2 separate regions of the Homo sapiens genome follow, and region 2 is linked to region 1. A link is an interaction called in ENCODE POLR2A ChIA-PET data of the cell type or tissue named here. Cell type or tissue: HCT116. All regions are shown on one strand. Links, peaks and the distances in the headings refer to the core of each region. The heading gives the core; the rest is flanking DNA.

What was found. Peaks named below come from ENCODE experiments on the same cell type or tissue, not always from the same donor. Only the 100,000 strongest peaks of a DNase experiment are listed, where the experiment ranks them.
Region 2: POLR2A ChIA-PET joins it to region 1 with 5 read pairs; 2 of 35 experiments call an interaction of 5 or more read pairs at or near these places.

The regions. Positions count from the first base shown.
Region 1 is chr14:89,395,768-89,398,572 of GRCh38, forward strand. The region is part of intron 2 of FOXN3 (forkhead box N3); the gene reads right to left. Among named protein-coding and RNA genes, the nearest start is that of FOXN3, 20 kb to the right of the region's middle. In HCT116, for the core only: no CTCF peak of the experiment used is centred there; no DNase peak of the experiment used is centred there.
Region 2 is chr14:89,136,151-89,138,955 of GRCh38, forward strand. No RefSeq gene overlaps it. Among named protein-coding and RNA genes, the nearest start is that of TRA-AGC15-1, 160 kb to the left of the region's middle. In HCT116, for the core only: no CTCF peak of the experiment used is centred there; a DNase peak (open chromatin) is centred at 1,571; H3K4me3 peaks cover 552 bases.

The sequences.
Region 1 (2,805 bases), core at 47-2,546:
TTTCTGGGAAAAAATGCCTGCCCAATATAAGCTGATCTCTAAGGCTGGAGGGGGGGGAGTTTCAAAGTAAGTCAAAGAACCAAAGATAATGAACATAGAGTTTATCAAGACAGACAGTTAAGTAAAAAATTTTCTAAGAGTCTTCCAGTCACACTTGTCACTACTTCTGGGAAATATGCAAACTCTCCACATAACATCAGCACCAAGAAGCAGATCAGGTCCTTTGCTCACCAGGAAGGATCTGTGTGGATTTCATCAATGGCTAAATACTAATAGGCAGGTAATGCAAAATAGTGTCCAGAGACTCATTCGAAGGCTAAAATTCAAGGACATTCTGAGTAATCAATGAAACAAAAATTTATAGGTTAAAGCATACTCTCAAAGACTTAAGCACATTTTCAGAAGTTACAAACAGAAATGAAAAATCACTTATAAAAACTGAGTATATTCAGTGACCCAAACTAAGATGTAGGAAGGAAAACAAATCCCACATAAATAACACCAGTTTATGTCCACTTCCAGTTAATCAGAGTCCTTGAAGAAGAGGTGAAGCAATGCACTGATGCAGAGAAAAGAGCATCAGGCCAAGGGGCAGCTGACCAAGGCTTTCGGCACAGATCTGTGGGTTTTACCAAGTCACTTTCACTGGACCCCAGATTCTTCATGTATAAACCAAGATCATCTTCCAGGATCCCAGCAAAAAGAACTCTATCAGAGTATGATGGGGACCACATCAGTCAAATCCAGGTACAGATGCTGGACTGGAGCATCAAGAAGCCACTGCTGGCTGGGCACGGTGGCTCATGCCTGTAATCCCAGCACTTTGGGAGGCGAGGCGGGTGGATCACGAGGTCAGGAGTTCAAGACCAGCCTGGCCAACATGGTGAAACCCCGTCTCTACTAAGAATACAAAAATTAGATGGGTGTGGTGGCAGATGCCTGTAATCCCAGCTACTTGGGAGGCTGAGACAGGAGAATCGCTTGAAACCAGAAGGCGGAGGTTGCAGTGAGCTGAGATTGTGCCACTGCACTCCAGCCTGGGCAACAGGAGTGAAACTCCATCTCAAAAAAAAAAAAAAAAAAACTTAAAATGAGAAATATGCTGCAGTAGACTTTTTTTTTTTTCCTTATTTGTTAGTGCACAAATCTGGTCCAAGTCAGTTAAAGCTATGGAAAATCAGCGACTGCTGTGGCCTTTTTCTCCATAAATTTCTGGGCAGCAAGAATCTCTGCTGTCACTATGCACAATAGCAAAGCCATGGAATCAACCTAAGTCCCATTAATGACAGATTGCATAAAGATGTGGGACATATACACCATGGAATACTATGCAGCCATAAACATAAATGAGATCACGTCTTTTACGGGAACATGGATGCAGCTGGAGGCCATTATCCTCAGTAAACTAACACAGGAACAGAAAACCAAATACCACATGTTCTCACTTATAAGTGGGAGCTAAATGATGAGAACACATGGACACATAGTAGGGAGCAACACACACTGGGGCCTATTGGAGGGTGGAGGGTGGGAGGAGGGAGAAGATCAGGAAAAAACTATTGGTTACTAGGCTTATACCTAGGTGGTGAAATAATCTGTACAACAAACCCCTGTGACATGAGTTTATCTATATAACAAACCTGCACATGTACCCCCAAACCTAAAATAAAAGTTAAAAAAAAAAAAAAAAAAAGAATCCCTGCTGTGGAGACCGAGGCTCTGCAAGAACCTCTAGGGCATCAGAAGGAAGCACTTGACTCCTTTGTCTGTGCTGTGGCTAGGCTCAGAAACGTCTGAGGACCCCCTACCACCTTAGGGGGAAAGTCTGGGCTCCCTGGCACTCAAAACCCCCCAGTCTAGCTCAGCCTACCTTCCCAAACTTATTTCTCTCTCTATCCCACTGTGACCCTTTGTTTTAGCCAATTAGAGTGAAGGAGGAGCAAGGAAGTGTCAGACCTTGGCTAAAAATATCTGGCTGTGTCAATTTAGCAAGCCACTGAACCTCTCTGAGCTTCAGTTTCCCCATCTGCAAAGAGCATATAATACCTGCTTATAGTTGTTAAAAAGATGTAAGACCATGGATACAAATGCCTCACATGACTCCAAACAGCACCCAGCAGGTCCTATGGAAATGTCACTTCCCACTTTCACACTCAGTCTTCCCCCTTATGCGTCCCTACCTCTGGACAAGCCACGTCTGATGACTCAAGGGACCTCCTCTCTCCCTGTCGCCAGCCCCAGTCTGACTATCCTGAAGGAACCAGCTAATAAAATGCTGTCTTCAGGATTCTTCCAGTGGCACTGCTAAACCTTAGGAGTCCCCTTCTCCTTTGGCTTCCCCAACCACATAATTCTGGCCTTTGCCCAATCCCCTGGCAACTGGCAGAAGCCACTCTGTAGCCTTCCTGGTCTCTTTTTATTTTGTTGAGTATCCTCCACCAGAGTTTTGTCATCCCCAGTCCCCAGGATAAAGTAATTATATTTTCCCCTATTTTGAAAATAACGCAATGATGCGGGCTAGTGCATAACAGTCAGCAAGAACTATTACCAAACCTCCTGATCTTGACTATTAGGACAACTTGTATTGGACAGCTGACATTTATTTCTGTCTGGATCGGGGGCTAGAGTTCATAATTTCTGGTAATCGCTCAACCCTGTGATTACGGGCACTTTGAGGGCAGCTGACAGGGAGAAGTAGTCACCAAAGAAAAGCTTTGCTAGTTTGGGAATTGCCAGCCCCCAATTTATAAACTTGGAATGAAAGAAAGATGAAGGCACCATGGAGATGACAAGAAAACGGAGGTT
Region 2 (2,805 bases), core at 288-2,787, 260 kb before region 1:
AAAGGACATTAAGCCAGTTATTATAATTGTTTTCCATATGCTCAAGAAGGTGGGCAAAAGCATGAGCATGCTGAAGAGAGACACAGAAAACATTAAAACAAGAACCAAATAAAACAACTAGAGATGAAAAAGATAATGTCTGCAATAAAAATACACTGCACAGGATTAACAACAGATTAAACATTGCAGAAAAATGCTAATAAACTTAAAGACAGCAATTGAAACTATCCAAAGTGAAACAGAGAGAAAAATGACGCCCCAAAACGAGCAAAGCGATCAGTGAGCTATGGAACAACTTCAAGCAGCCTAATATATATGTAACTGGAGCCCCTGAAGAAGAATGAGTAGGAACAGAAAAAATATTTGCAGAAGTAATGGCCAAAACTTTTGCAAATTTGAAGAAAACTATAAATTCAGGCTTAAGAAGCCTAGGAAATTCCAGGCACGAAAATCAGGAAGAAAATGATACCAAGGCACATGAAAAATTGAATTGCCTAAAACTAGTAGTAAAGAGAAAATCTTAAAAGCAGTCGGGGTAGGGGGAGGAAGTACACTTTACATACAGAGGGGCAAAAGAAAGGATGACAGCAGATTTCTCACCAGAAATAGTGTTAGGTTAGAAGACAAGACAGATGTGTCTTTAAAATCCTGAAATAAAAAAAGCTGTCAACCTAGAATTCTATACCTAGCAGAAGTATCTTTCAAAAGTGAAAGCTGACAAACTAAAAGCTGAATGAATTCATCTCCAGCAAACCCGCACTACAAGAAATATTAAAGTCCTTTGCACTGAAGAAAAATGATACTAGATGGAAACACCAAGAAATAAAGAGCATTAGAAATGTTATCTGTCTGAACAAATATAAAAGACCTTATCCTTTACTTTAAAAATAACTTTAAACACTAAAGCAGAGGATCTCTTTCTCCTGCCATTTAAATTGTCTATTTTCTGGAGTAGAGAATTCACAGAACTGTGAATCCATGATGTGAAATTTCAGCTTCTTGCAAATGACTGAAGGCAATTATTTACCTCTCTAGAACTCAGTTCCCCTCACTTGTCAACAGGGGACAAGATGATAAGCTAATGAATAACACAATCCTTTGTAAAATTAAAAGCAGCATATAAACATCACTGGTCTTCCTTTAATTTTGCAGTCCCTTCCAAGAAAACAGCTTCGCATGGTGATGTTGAGGCCTGCCCAGCTGGTGCTGATGCTAAGATCTGCTTCCCAGGCAGCAGGCCTGTGCCTCCATTTACCCTCAAAGGAGAATCTCCCTCCCTCCTTAGGGGTTGGGGAGATGCCCTGAGAACACACTTTCCCTTTCAATATAATCCCTTATTCTGGTGCCCCTCACCCAATACTCCTGCAAAACCTAGCAGTGCCTCAGTTGTTCTTGCTAGCCTTGCCCAGTGAGGGATTTGGGCTCATGGAATAACATTCTTTTCTGGCTGGGCACGAAGCAAGAAGTTGAGCCTCATTCAGAGTGGCAGCAGGCCAGGCCTTCTTGCCTGTTGGCTCTTCCTGTTTGCTCAGGCCAAGGCAGCACTGGGGTGACCCACACCGAGGGCCGCACCAGTGGGCAAAGGGCCAGGCCCAAGTTTGAGGTTTAGGGGTGGTGAGTCATGCTGGAGTCATGGCCTGGGCTGGGAGAGGCACCGCCACTCCAGCAGACTGCTCAGAACTCTGTCCCTCCAGCTTTCCTTTCAACAAATATCTTCTGGGTACCCACTTGTATACCCGACTCAGAGTCAGGTGCTTTCTATACATTGTTGAATTTCTTCTTTAAAATGGCCTGTGAGATTGGTCTTTATATTCCCATTTCACAGGTGTGGAAACTGAGGCTCAGAAGGGTGAAATTGTAGGTCCAAGTGCACACAGCCAACTGCAGACACAGCTGGATTCAAGCCCTTTTTGAACCTGTATGTCACTCTTCCTGCACGACCTGGATGTTTGCATACTCACAGGGCACAGGGGACTAAGGTGGCTTTGGAAGCAGAAGCGGGAGAGTAACAACAGCTAACATTTATAGAAGGGCTACCATGTGCCAGCCACTGTGCAAACTCCTCACAAGAATGGTCTCATTTCATCCTCGAAGGGACCCTGAGAACTAAATACTAGTATTTTCCTTATTTCTCTTGTGCAGCATTGCATAGTGTGCAAGGGGTGGACTGGGCTTTGCAGTAGATCCAATACTTTGTCCCAAAGAGACCACGGATCTTATGTTGGTTCCCCCAGGAATGAACCTGGAGACGGTGTAGTTTAATTGGGAGGGGATCCCAGGAAGCACTGAGTTGGGGAAGGTGGGTAGGTGGAGAAACAGGAAAGTGCAGGAAGCATGTAAAAGGTATGATGTGGAACAGGTTGCTACTATGGGCAATGGGGTCTTTATTCCTCCTGGAACCTTTGGAAAACAGCATGGGGCAGTGCTTCTCAAAGCTGAACACGCACTCGAAGCTCCTGGGATGCTGTTAACATGCAGACTCTGATCCAGAAGCTCAGGGTGGGGCCCAAGACTCTGCATGTCTAACAAACTCCTAGTGATGTCAGTGCTGCTGGTCCCTGGACCACACTTTGAGTAGCAGGGTTGTAGCACATATCTCAGAAGTGTTTCACTAGAAGGTGGAGGGGGCTGGGATTATGAAACTCCAGCTTCCATCTCTCCTTGGCTGAAGGCTGCGGGGAGTGGGGCTTCTCTGCTCTCCTGGCCCACCTGGGAAAGGCCTTTAGGTAGCCTGCTGTGTGGTGGGCAGTCCTTTGGCAGGTATTGCAATGTGAATGCCAGCGGGCCTGGGAGGACACTGACAGC